Linked DNA regions of Homo sapiens: region 2 is linked to region 1. Evidence: chromatin contacts called from ENCODE Hi-C or POLR2A ChIA-PET data. All regions are on one chromosome and are shown on one strand. Each heading gives the region's core, a stretch centred on a gene start or an enhancer-like site at or near the end of the contact. The rest is flanking DNA. Distances are from core to core; before and after follow the strand shown.

Evidence for each region. A loop is a pair of places that touch in the nucleus more often than their neighbours do. ChIA-PET counts read pairs that join two places held with the same protein, here RNA polymerase II (POLR2A). Pooled maps may share reads with other maps.
Region 2: a pooled map shows a loop between it and region 1 (2.1-fold over the local background). The contact joins two enhancer-like sites. A Hi-C loop is called at or near these places in 2 of 50 pooled maps. POLR2A ChIA-PET finds 5 or more read pairs at or near these places in 3 of 52 experiments (activated CD8-positive, alpha-beta T cell, activated naive CD8-positive, alpha-beta T cell and naive thymus-derived CD8-positive, alpha-beta T cell).

Annotation. Positions count from the first base shown.
Region 1 is chr22:23,909,668-23,916,564 of GRCh38, reverse strand. No RefSeq gene overlaps it. Among named protein-coding and RNA genes, the nearest start is that of MIF-AS1, 14 kb to the right of the region's middle. Within about 2 kb of position 2,509, at least 37 of the 41 ENCODE cell types and tissues checked have a DNase peak (open chromatin) inside an H3K27ac peak, as active enhancers do.
Region 2 is chr22:24,050,741-24,057,637 of GRCh38, reverse strand. It overlaps CABIN1 (calcineurin binding protein 1), which reads right to left. Exons shown (of 37, transcript NM_012295.4): 8 at 6,664-6,813; 9 at 2,479-2,765; 10 at 1,278-1,446. Among named protein-coding and RNA genes, the nearest start is that of CABIN1, 43 kb to the right of the region's middle. Within about 2 kb of position 3,642, at least 3 of the 41 ENCODE cell types and tissues checked have a DNase peak (open chromatin) inside an H3K27ac peak, as active enhancers do.

The DNA of each region.
Region 1 (6,897 bases), core at 1,260-3,759:
ACTGCAACCCCTGCCTCCCAGGTTCAAGCGATTCTCATGCTTTAGCCTGCTGAGTAGCTGGGATTACAGGCACATGCTGCCACACCCGGCTAATTTTTTGTATTTTTAGTAGACATGGTGTTTCACCATGTGGCCAGGCTGGTCTCAAACTCCTGACCTCAAGTGATCCACCTGCCTCAGCCACCCAAAGTGCTGGGATTACAGGCATGAGCCACTGTGCCCAGCCCCATATAGCATTTCAAAGGAGCTAAGTCTCATTCTTTCTCTGAGTGCTACCCATACTTGGACCAAGGCTATGGGTAACAGCTTTAACCAATTATCTTGGGCCTCCTGGCATAACTTGGCTAGGATACCTTTGAGAGTTCTATGGGACCTTTCAGTCTTTCCCAAGGAGTTTGGTCTCCAGGCTACATGCCACTTCCACTGTATGACCAAGGCCTGGGAAGTTTTTACTACTATGTTAGAAATGAATGCGGGTCCATTAGCACTCTGGACTGACTTAGGGAGACTGAATGGAGGGATAAATTCCTTTAGTAAAGACTTCATGGCTTCTGCCTTTTCAGTCCAGCATGGAAAAGCCTCTATCCAACCAGCAAAGGCATCAGAAAAGCACCAGGAGATATTTAAATCCTCTAGAAGACATAGGCATAACACTGGAGTCAATTTGCTAGTCCTCCCCTCACATGGTTCCCCTGAATTGTACCACCTTGGCCAAGGGAGATATGGGAGGTCTGTTTTGAGCATTGTTTCTCTGACAATAGACACATTGGTCAGCCACTTTATCCATCATTTTCTTTGCTTTTGGGGTCCTTATTATCCTGAGGAGCTAGGTGTGCATAGTCTTCTTGCCATAGATTGAGAGATCATGGGCAGGCTTTATAATAGCCCAACTCAGATTTCTGGGCACCCAAATCCTGCCTCTCTTATTTAGGGCCCATCCCTCTGAGAGGGAACTCTGATGCTCTCCCTCTCGCATGGCTTCCTGTAATTCCCCAGGGGAGTGTCTTGGTTTATTGGTTTATATTCATAAAGAGGTACTGAAGGAAGCAGGGACTTTCCCTCCCTGTGTGTGCCAGGTTGCTCCCCTTCATTAGTTCAAAGTCCCCCATTAGATGACCCCCACAATCTGTCTAGTCATTTCCACTGTGCAGTAGTGCCAATATTTATGTTTCATATTTGATTTATTTGTTATTGGCATTCAGAAGTCCCCTTTCGTACCCGATTGCACCATGGGCATGGATCACAGTGAGCACATATCTCAAGTCTGTATAAACAGTCAAGGCCTTGTCCTTTCTTCATGCCAGGGCTCTGGTTAAGGCTATTATCTGAGTCTTTGGGGCTGAAGTTTGGGCAGGGAAGCTTTTGGCCTCTATGGTTTTCCATAGGGAGAGAACCACATATCCTGCCCTTCTTTCGCTCTTCCGTGAAGCTATGGCCATCTACAAACCCTATGTCTTCCTTTCCTTTTTCAACCACATCTCTGCTACAGAGAACCTTGAAGGTCATTTCTACTAAATGCAAGCGGTTAATATTAGGAACTGAGACTTGTGTTTTTCCCAGGCATGTCCTCAAACTTTGGCTAAATTAACCTTTATTGATTGAGACACCTGTCTCAGTCATTTTTTGGTTAACACAATACAGATAAAGTAGGATCCCTATCTCATATTACACATAAACATTAATACAGATGGACCAAAGACCTAAATATGGGGGATGGATCAGTAGAAAATACGGGAGAATATCTCTATGACCTTGGGACAAGGGCTGAGTTTTTAAGCAAAACACAAAATGCTCAAATCATAGAGGAAAAGATTGATAGTCGCCTGTGTTACAATTTTAGATTTGTGCTTCAAAAAGACACCCTAGGAATTAGGGGTGGAAAGGAAGCAAGCCACAGAGTGGGAGCAAATATTTGCAATTAATGCGCTGAACTAGTAAAAGACTGGTATCCATAAAATTATAAAGAACTACCAATCAATAAAAACCACAACCCAATAGAAAAATGGGCATAAAATACAAACAGGCAATTCTCAGAACATGAAAACAGAGTAGTCAATAATTACATAAAGAGAAGTTCAAACTTACTCAAAGTAGGGAAATGAAAATCAAAGTTATAATGAATATTACATTCCACACCCATCAGGTTGGCACGCTCAAACTGTATGTTTAAGATGCTATATTTAATGTTATTACAATCAAACTATGTTCAAGTTTTTTAATATGCTATTACAATCATTATAACAGCAAAAAATTGGCAACACTCCAAACGCCCATTACAAGAGGATGGAACAGGATATAGAGTGGATATTAGCGAATTAGGCCCATACATCTGCGTGGGAGCATCTCAGAGAACGCAGGGGCGAAACGCCGGAAGGGCACACAAACCAAGCCCCGCCCCCGGGAACCCCGCTCCCACACGGAGCATGCTGGAGGCTGATAGGTTGGTTTGACCACGCCAGTTCCGCCTTCGCCTGCCCCCTTAGAGCCCCGCCCCCGCGCGGAGCATGCTGGGGACATACGGACTCACTTTCCTCGCCAACCCCGCCCTCCGGAGCTACCAGCAACAACCAACGGGCAGCGAGCAACGGGCGCGCGCTGCTCCCTTAGGAGGCGGTGACCATCTGCCCGTGTGCCCAGGGCCTCTGAGGGCGCTGGATGGCTCCGTTGTGTCCGGGTGGTCTCGGGAGCTGCAGGGAAGGGGCGGGAAAACTACACCGGACCCCATGGGGAGCGCAGAGGCGGAAAGGGAAGGGCCTAGGGACCTCAGATTGTTTTGAATCAAGGGCAGAAAGATCGGGTCGGAGGGAGGGAAGGAAATACTTCCGTGCCTTCAGAGGGAGTCTAGAGTCCCAGGCCGTGCCGGGTGGAAGGAACTGTGCAGCGTCCCAGAGGGAAGGAAGAAGAAGGGAAGAGAAGTGGACTCAGAAAAAGTGGAGGGGAAAGAAGGGAGATGGGAGAAATGGAGGGCAGAAGAGGCAACGTTCCCCAGCCCTATAAACCATAATGAGCCCATATGAGAAAGCAGAAAGGTGGGTGGGAAGTGGGGGGCTAGAAAGGAAAAGAAACAAAAGCTGTCTTGGTCTGAGTCAGGAGCCCAGCTGTTGTGACAGGAAGGGACCTCAGAGATGGCTTTCACAGGTGGCTGTGACTATAGCTCTTTCTGGTGCCTCAAGCTCCCTCTTAACCCCTGGGAGACTTTTACCTTTGGGAGAGATTTCCCTTTGGGTTAAGGAGGGGAAAGAGGGACAGAGGGACAGTGGCAAGGGATGCCAGGAGAAGGTGAGGGAGAGGACACATGAGTGTTAGGTTTTTGAAAAAAGACGAGGGTTAAAGACAAGAGAGTTGACCACTCTACAACACAGGTTTATTAACACAACCTACAGAGGTGGGGACCAACTTAATGCCAAAGCCCCACTAGCACTTACAGGCTGGAATCATTATAGGCCTGGATGAGGGGTCTGGAATGGTAGGACTTACTGCCCAAGAGGATGTTAATAAAAATATTTCTTAAACCTTTGTCCCAACAAGATGTGATAAAGAAGTCAGACAGTTGGGGAGGATGTTACTTACAGCCCAAACCCCTGCAGAATGTTTCACTGTGACCAGGGTCTATGAAATGGCAGGAAGATTTACAAAATAATACAGCTTGGACTAAAAATTAGGGCCCAGCCTGGGGAGAGCTAGGCACTGATTTTTAGAGAAGTCTATGTCTTTGGCTATGCCAGAAGCACTGCAATCTTATTTCAAGGGCTTCTGGATGTGGTGGACTAAGTCTAAGACTAGGGGGTCCAGAGAAGACCCCATCCTTAGTAACCCTTGTCAATAGGGAGACTTCTCACGGAATCTGCTCTTTGGGTTTGACCCTCTGTCTTCATGTTCATGCCTCATTCATCTTTGTTAGGTTTTGAAGGGAAGGTGAGGGTTAAAGAGTTGGCAGCTTAACAGCAACACAGGTTTATTGCCAGCACAAACCTGTGGAGGGGGGACCAGCTTAGTCTCAGAGCACGAGTCCCACTTACAGACTGGGACATTTACTATAAGGAAGAGGAAAGCAACACGAAGGGTGGCTGGGCAGTCAACAAGGACAGGTTTATTTTAGAAAATAAACTTGAGAGGGGCTTCTGGCCGAGTTAGCTCAGACTAACTTCTGTTACAGACTAAGGATATTTAAGGGTTTTGGAAGGGGTCTTATCGTAGGTTCCGAATGTTTCTGTGTGAGGGAAAGTTTATTGCGGGGTTGGAATGTCTCTGGTCGGAAGGGAGGCTGTCTCGGGGTTGGCATGTTTCTGGTCAGAGGGGTTTATCTTAGGGTTGGAATATTTCTGGTTATGCTGACATTAGCCATTAGGCTGATGTTTTGGGGCTGGATTTAGGCGGCTTTTAATGAAGGGGGAACTTAGAATGGTGGTATTTGTTCAAGATGGCAGTGCTCCTGCTCTGTCAGTTATGGGTCTGGACCGGGGGAGAAGGGGCAGTATAGCTTGCTCCCCTGCAGGATGTTGAAGATGTTCCTTGGGCCCTTCATCCAGCAGGATGTAATAGAGATGTTCCTGTGGTTAGGTGGTTAGGCAGTATTTTTTTATGACCTGAACCCCCATGGAATGTTTTATTCTGACCAGGTTCTGTGAAATGTTGGGAGACATCTGCGGCCATACTGTAAGGCTCTTGTGTTGGTTCGAACCCCGAGAGCTTGCCAGCAAAGAACACAAGGCAGTGTGGAGCAACACGCTGTTTTAATGAGCACCTGGGTGCAGATGGGCTGAGGCCTAAAATGGCGTCAGCCCCAGGTGAGGACGGGGCAGGGGTTTTATAGTCTCCTGTAAACAGGAAGTGTCCCAGTCTGATGTAACTGCTACATGGTACCCAGATGGCCTCTCTCTTGATCTTCAGGGGTACGTGTCTCCTGGCCAGCTCTCTTCCTGCTTCTGCTATCTTGCTGACACACGCTGCTAGCACAAGTGGTCTTGTGCCTTGGGACTGGGCCTGAGAAGGGAGGAGTTATTCATCCCCCCAAACTTTCAGGCCCCGGGGAGAATCTTTCACATACCACCCTGAACACGCCCAATCTCGTCTGATCTCAGAAGCTAAGCAGGGTCTGGCCTGGTTAGTACTTGGATGGGAAATGATCACAGGGAGGCTTACAAAATGGTATAGGATATCTTGTGGTTTAAGCCCATTCCCTCCGGGAAGACCTTGTTGGTTTTCTCCCTACAGAACCTGCTGTGTACAAAATGGTGTAGGATATCTTGGGGTTTAAGCCCATTCCCTGAACCTGCTATGACATTAACTGAACAGCTCCTGGGGGTGCATCCCAATAGGGAAGTTATTGAGCTCCCAATGTTTTCGTGAAGCTGCTTTGTCAACTGTGAAATAATTATTGCCCTGCCCACTCCTGGGGTTGTTAGAGACCCAGTGAGATACTAAAAGTGTGTTTAAAGCATGTAGGGTCTGCAAATGCAATAAAGTGTGGTCAGAAAGCCCAACTCACGTGGCTTTGGGGGCCACTGGTGAGAGAAGAGACTGGAGGCAGCCTGTTGTGGTCAGAGCCTCCTGCTATTGTCAATTTCTCCTCACTGTCCCCTTTACCAGGAAGGCAGTGTCAGTTTGATCAGCTGCCAGTCTGTTTGCCCTCATTCCCCCTGGCCCTGCCCTGAGTCCAGCGACCTGGATTTGAAACCTGCATCTGTCACTTACTAGCTGAGGGATCTTGGGCAAGACATTTCAGCCCTTTTCTGCTTAAATAGAGTTAAGACAGCCTATGAATGAAACTATATAAACCAAGGCATTTCTGACTCCAGTAGGAGGCAGCTGCTGTGAGGGAGAAGCCCTGGCCAGGAATCTGTTATAGTTATTTTGTCACCAACTGGAATGGCCTTGGGACAAAGCACAACAGCTGTCTTGACCTCATCAATAGCCTTGACCTCATCCCTCGTGTCATGCTGTGTCATCTTCAACATCTGTCACTTCCATCAGCCTTAGCATTGGCCTTGGCCTCAGTTTCCTCATGTGTGACTTGAGGATGATGATTCTTATAGGAATCAATAAGCTTGGGATAAAGAAGCTATTGGGTCACATTATACATACTTTAAATGCATTAAGTGGGGTCTGCAGTTCCTAGAGATTAGCAGATTGCATTGCGTGAGAACAGAGCCATAGAGAATGTTTGAGGTCCCATTAATAGCTGATAGGAGGCTGATCAGTAAACACTGGGAGGGGAGGATTGACTCTTGGGTGAAGAGTTGGAGGAGGGTGGAGGATTGAGTCTTGGGTGAAGAGTTGGAGGGTGGAGGATTGAGTCTTGGGTGAAGAGTTGGAGGGTGGAGGATTGAGTGTTGGGTGAATTGAGTCTTGGATGAAGAGTTGGAGGGTGGAGGATTGAGTCTTGGGTGAAGAGTTGATTGGAAAACAAAGCTGAACAGAAAACCAGGGCATCATCAACACTGATGAGTAATTTTTTTTCTCTATAAAATGATTATTTAGATTAAGAAAAGGAATGACAAATTTTGAAAAGCCGACAAACACCACAAACTCCAGAAAAAAAAGAATCCTGACATTTTTACTAAGTGACAGACACACCTTCGCCTTTAAAACACTCTGTCCCCCCCATATTTCTTGGCTGCAGACTCTTTGATCACATTTTCGTGTGACAGTGATTTTGTAATATTTTCTATGGGGAGAATAGAAAGATAATTCCGTCTCTCCTTTGGCAGTAGGCATGTCCCTGTGAGGGAGGAGATCAGCAGGATTTTTCCAAGCACCTGTCAAAACCCTGCTGATCAAAACAGAACATAACAATAACAAAGAATGGCCAAAACCAGCTCGGAATAGGAATTAAAATGCATTTGCATAAGATACTCCCACCAGGGCCATGACAGTTTACAAATGATCCCACGGCAA
Region 2 (6,897 bases), core at 2,393-4,892, 140 kb before region 1:
CCACTTTGATGTTGTTACCACTGAAATAAACTGTCATGGGAAAGAACTAGATAGTTTAACTCCTGTTTAAAGATGGCATATCGAACACATATGGTTAGCTCCCAAACTCCATTCCAGTAACAACGAAGGAGTAAAAAAGGTATAAACTCACAAAGACAGAAGATAGGCGAGGATGCCCCAGCAGACAAAAAATGTACCAGCCAACTGTTAGAAGGCAGATGGCCCAGTGCAAATGAAGAATGGTGTCTGCCGAGAGAGGCCTCTCCACTCAGCTAAGGGAGGAGAAAGGGGAGTATTAAGAAACCAACCCACTGGCACCATAAACTCCAGGAAGGCTCAGAAATTGAGGATCCTAAAGCCTCTGAAGGAGGTGAGCAGGCAAGGACAAAAAGCAGAAGGACTGGCCGGGCGCCGTGGCTCATGCCTATAATCCCAGCACTTTGGGAGGTTGAGGCGGGCAGATTACGAGGTCAGGAGATCAAGACCATCCTGGCTAACACAGTGAAACCCCGTCTCTACCAAAAATACAAAAAATTAGCCAGGCGCGGTGGCAGGCACCTGTAGTCCCAGCTATGCGTGAGGCTGAGGCAGGAGAATGGCATGAACCCGGGAGGTGGAGCTTGCAGTAAGCCCAGATAGCACCACTGCACTCCGGCCTGGGCGAAAGATCAAGACTCCGTCTCAAAAAAAAAAAGGCAGAAGGACTGGTGAAAACCTAAGTAAGAAGCACTGGGGACCAAGTCCCTCCCAGCTCTGGGGAGCCTGGTTCCTGCTTGTCCCCTAGGCTCCTGAGAAGCACTAAGAATGAGTGAAACCCAGGAATACTTCACAAGCTCCTCCTCTACCTTCTCAGAATGCAAGGGAATCCTGCTGAGCCTGGAGCAAATCAAGTAGACACGGACTCCCTGAAAGCAGGAGGGAAGCTCCCTTCCATGGGGTTTTCAGGGCATCTGCACCCAAGGCACAGCACCCCTCTGCCTCCCAGCAACAAATAGATGTCTTGTAAATACACAGGGACATGAGTATGTTGCTTCTAGCTCTCAAAAGATGAACAAGTCACAGCTCCTGACTTCAGGAATTTCAGAGGTGGGAAGAGGCGAGAAAAATCCAAGATCCTACTCCAGTGAGATTTGTGCTTCAGACATCTGCACAGATGTTATGGGAACACAGAGGAGGAGACCAGAGAAGAGGGTGGCAATGGAATGAGAAATGTTACTGATGGTGTATGCTGGAGCTTTGTGGGTTTGTTTCTGACAATCAGAAAAAATACACAGTACCTGGACGGCAAGAACTTCATCAGAAGCTCCTGGAAGTCTACTTTCTCTTCTTTTTTGCACTTGGTGTTTCGGACACGGGCAGACCGCCGCTTTGCTGTTTCTCCACTCTCTTCTGAAATCTTCTTCCGTTTTACCCCTTTCTTGGATTTATCTCCCCCAGAAATATCACCTTCACAAAGAATGCAAATTAAAATCTTACACGGTGGCAGGGATGAAAAAAATGCACCACACAGACACATCAATCTCCCTCTTTTATAAATCTACTAGCATTAAACTCTTTGACATTCAAAAAATCTTCCATCTCTTCTTCAACAACAAAGAATCCTGAGTAAAATTAATTTGAAACCCCTTAACTCTCACACCTTTCTTGACTTCACAGGACCCACAAGCCAGATTTCAAGATTACTTTCCACAGCTACAAAGCAAGCAACACCCTTACCCTCCCATCCCCTCACTGGTCGGCTGAACTTCGGAGTCTCACTCTGTTACCCAGAACGGACAGAGTGAGTGGCTATGACCCTACCCAGTACCCTCTGAGCACTCAGCAATATGATAAGAGCAAAAGAACAGTGTGAACTATATGGACAATAGAAGAATGTCATGTATGATTAAGTAAAAAAGAGACAACCATGTACATGTTTATTCAGAAACTTCTATATCTGCCAGATATTCTTTTTTTCAGTGACACAGAAATCAAGAAAAGGCTCGGGAGCTTTTGTCAAAAATTTTTGACAACTCTAGCAATAATAAAAATCAATAAAACATATGGTGGTTGGTAACTTTGCTGACTGTTTTCTAAGATCAAAGAACTCAGGATGTACACAGTCAGCAAGAGAGCAGGACCAGAAGAGGGGACCTCTGCCAGCTTCCACATTACAAGTGGTTAAGAGCAACCTTCGTGCCAGAATGTGGCTGCCAGGCACTAAATGGTCCTGGGGGAACTGTCAAGGACCAGGAGCTGCATCCCTGATCCCCCGTCCTCCTAGCTGCAGGGCTTCAGAGCTGAAATGGCCCTGACGGGCAGTGGCACTGTGAGCAGGCTGAGAGGCTCCTCTAGGGCTGGGGGCTCCCACTTCCACTTGAGTCATGAGCATCAGCATGACCCTTCTGTCTAGGGAGGCAGGGCTCCCCAGCAGTCTCATTCCTGCTGGGCTCAGTGAACGGGGTCTCCCCGGAAGCCAAATTCAGGGGGCCTGCTTACCCACAGGAGCGCCTGTCTCCAACAGACCAGGACTGTGCAGTGGGAAGCTGGTTGTAGCCACAGAGGTGTAGGAGACCACAGGCTCGGCGACAGCCACAGCTGGGTTGGTGCTGACAGTGCTTGGCTGGATCACGTTAACTGGCGTCACCACCATGGAGGACTCAAGAGGCTGGCTGGGGTCCTGGTAGTCCGACAAATCAATCCTTTTGCCAAGGCTGGGACGTGGGGGCTCACAGGTGGTGAGATGATTGTACATGGCCAGCAAGCTCTCTCCGAGGCACTTCCAGCTAAAGGGAGAGGGCCACAACACCTGATCACCACCCTGTCAGAGGAATACTCCAAGCATAGTGGAAAATGGCCTGCCTGCACAGAGGCGGCAGAGCTGCTCCTGGAGCTGCCATGTCCATGGGGGTGGGGGAGGTGATCAAGGTTTCATCACTGGCACAACTGATGAAATCTTGTCTAACACAGCTGAACTGAAGATGCGGCAGCCAAAGCTGGACCAGGGACCTGGCATCCACCTGCCCCTCACTGCAGCAGAAGCCCCATAAGCATCTTGGCCTGAGGCACTTTCAGACTCAAGTAGGTATGTATGAAATCCATTGACTCACTTCAAAAACTCCTCCTCAGGAAGGTCAAGTCTTTAAAACACTTGTGGAACTCCCCTGCTGCCACGAATCTGTTTTATGCGGAGAGCCTGTGGGGGACTGCCAACAGGGACATGGTCTATAAGAACTTGGACCATGGGCAGGGCCTATGGGGAGCAGCACCTCAGTGGATTACCAAATGGGCTGGAGCCTGCTGGATGGCAACAGGAGACTGTTGTGTGTTTTGTTGTGGTATGGTGTGGTGTGTTATATTGTGTGCTGTCTATTGTTTTGTATTTCACATTCCGTGTTGTGTGTTGTGTTGGGTTCAAGGTTGTGTGTTGTCTACTATGCTGCGTGGTATGCTACAATGTATCCATTTATCCATCCCTTAATTGCTTCTAATGCCTCAGGCTAAAGACCAACTGCTCAGCCTGGCCTCATGGTGCTGCACAGCCTCCTCTCACACCACCCCCTGCAATCCTGCTACATTAGCTCTCTTTCAGTTCCTTAAACAAAATCACACTCTCACATGCCACTGGGCCTTTGGGCTGGCTTCCTTCTGCCCAGATGCAACGTCCCCTCCCACAGCATAGCCCTCTGCCTAGCCAATGCCTGTGCCTCAGTCAGACCCCAGCTCCACCACCCAGCCTTCCCCAACCCCTAGAGCAGCAGGAACCTTGTTCAGAGGCCTTCCAGCACTGCGCTTCTCTCCTCACAGCCCCCATCAGCTTGAGGCATGTGCTGCTTTCTCTGGGTGACTGATTACCCCTGGTATCACTTGTAGCAAGGGACCAGGCCCTGCCACACTGCGCCCCTAGCACAGAGCACAGTCCCCTGCACAGAGCCAGCATCCAGGAAGTGTTGAGAAAGGAATAAAAGAACAGTGCTTCAGGCTGGGCACGGTGACTCATGCTTGTACTCCCAACGCTTTGAGAGGCCGAGGCGGGTAGATCACCTAAGGTCAGGAGTTCGAGACCTGCCTGACCAACATGGTGAAACCCTGTTTCTACTAGAAATACCAAAAATTAGCCAGGGGTGGTGGCGCATGTCTGTAATTCTAATTACTTGGGAGGCTGAGGCAGGAGAATCGCTTGAACCTGGGAGGTGGAGGTTGCAGTGAGCCAAGATCGCACCACTGCACTCCAGCCTGGGCAACAGAGTGAGACCCTGTCTCAAGAAAAAAAGGACAGTGCTGGCTGGGTGCGGTGGCTCACGCCTGTAATCCCAGTACTTTGGGAGGCCGAGGCGGGCAGATCACAAGGTCAGGAGATCGAGACCATCCTGGCTAACACGGTGAAACCCCATCTCTACTAAAAATAAAAAAATTAGCCGGGCGTGGTGGTGGGCACCTGTAGTCTCAGCTACTTGGGAGTCTGAGGCAGAAGAATGGCGTGAACCCAGGAGGCAGAGCTTGCAGTGAGCCGAGATTGTGCCACTGCACTTCAGCCTGGGCGACAGAGTGAGACTCTGTCTCAAAAAAAAAAAAAAAAAGAAAAAAGAAAAAAGAAAAAAAAGGACAGTGCTTCAAATTCCAGAATCTAAATGATGGAGGCTCCCAGGGCTAGAAGGAATTTCTTCTATCTTTTTCCTGCCTTCAGTTAGTGTTACATTTAGACAGGAAGAATTTGCTTACTGGCTGGGTTGTGTCAAATGCCTTAAATACACCATTTCCCTTACTCGTGCCTTGCTCTTGCTCATGCCTACTAGGCACTGAGGAAACCAGGGGTGGTAAACTGTGCCCTGCAGCAAATTTTATTTTTTAATTTTTTTTTTTTTTTTGAGATGGGGGTCTTGCTCTGTCACCCAGGCTGGAATGCAGTGGTGCCATCACAGCTCACTGTAGCCTTGACTTCCCCGGCTCAAGCAATCCTCCCCCTCAGCCTCCCAAGTAGCTGGAACTACAGGTGTGTGCCACCATATCTGGCTAATTTTGTTTATTTTTTGTAGATATGAGGTCTCACTATGCTGCCCAGGCTGGTCTTGAACTCTTGACTCAAGTGATCCTCCTGCCTCAGCCTCCCAAAGTACTGGGATTATAGGCGTTAGCCACCATGCCCAGCTAGTTTACACATTTTTAAAGCATTGTTTAAAAAAAAAAAGAAAGAAAAAGAAGAAAATATACAACATAAATTGTACATGGCCCACAAAGGCTAGTATGTTTACTCTCTGGCTCTTTAAAGGAAAAGTTTTGCTGACCCCCGGAATAGATGGAGATTACTATAAAAGCATCATGTCCTCTGCTACCAGAGAGGGAATCTACACTCTTCCTTTAATGACCAAATCCCAAATTTAACTACTGAGCCTAACTCCCTCTTGCTTCTACTTCTCCCTCCTGCTTCTACTTAGCCCTCCCCCTACACCATGGAGGGTGGCCACGGCACCAGTTCCCAGCCCTCTGTTCTCCAGTCACATCACCACAATCCCTTCTAGTGTTCTCAGGCCTTTTCCTCCTTCACTGTAACAGGGAGGCACCCCAGGGCCCTTCCAAAACCCCAACCCTCTGTAGTTGGGGAGCACACACTCAGATGGGAGAAGGACTCTAATCCAGCTGACAAAATACAAGAAAGGGCACCAGACAGGAGTCCTAGAGCAGCCTGAAGAACAGCCCTTTCTTCCTGGCCATCTCGGTGCTCGGGTATGGAAATATTTCTGGGAAATTCTACATGCTGAAACTCACAGCCAGTCATAATAATACGGATCAGAGCCAGCCCTTCCTGAGTGGGTGCTATGTGCTGCCTCTGTGCTAGCCCTACATGTTTTGTCATTATCATGACAACCCTATGAGAGAGATGTTGCTCTCCCCGTTGCTAGGGAGTGGCTCCTAATGTCCCCAGAGTCATCCAATTCACAGCATTAGGAGTGCCAGGATTGGACCCAGGTCAGGTCAGTCTGATCCAGGCCAGAGCTCCCTCAGAGTAGGCAGACAGGGGTGGAGGTAGGGGGTGGGGAGTAGAAATGGAATGCTACTGCTAAGTCATGCTAAACTTAAAGATTCAATGTCAGAATTTTAAATACAGAAATTGAATTCCAGAGCTCGCTAAGGGACTAAACTATCCCAACTCCAGGGAACCGCCGATACCAATTTGCCCTTCCTGGAGAGAGAGAGACTCTCACATCATGGGGCTGGCAAGGACTATATTGAGGCCCATCTCGCAGGGCTCCCCACGTGGCCCTAGAGAGAAAACATGGACTTGAGAGCGGAGAAGCCCAGACCCGGGACTGTCTCTGGGCTCCCCATTTAAGTACTCTGAACATCAGTTTCCTCCTGGCAAGTGCTTGGCAAATGTTAGTTTCCATTCGCCCTCTAGATAGGGCAGGCTGAGAAGGGCCTTACAGGAATGTGGCAGGTGGCTGGGGTCAAGAACAGCAACAGCAAAAAGGGACTGAGACTGGAGGTACTTGAGAGAGAGCTGACCTGCTTCTTAGTAATCAAGTAAGCATGCACCTCCAACCATTTGGCCACTGTGCACCCAGCCCCCATTCATACCACCAACCCAGGATCAAGCCTCAAGGTCTCTCCCTCCTGTGCAGGGCAGCATCCCACAACAGGGCCTACTGGCCGACCCAGCACTCCCAGAGACGCTAGACAACCTACGTGAAGAAAGGAATGGGCTGCACAAGTTTCAGGTCCGGCTCCTTCTCCCGCACAATCAGCGCTTGCCTCTTTTTTCGCAGCCCCAAGGCCTCATCTACAATCGCCTGTGTCTCAGCTGCACTCACCGAAACATCGTGAATCGACATGTCACTAAAAGCATGTGAGACAGGGAGAAATTATCATGTTACAAACTAAAACTGAGGCTGAAATTTTACACACAAAAATGCATTTAGG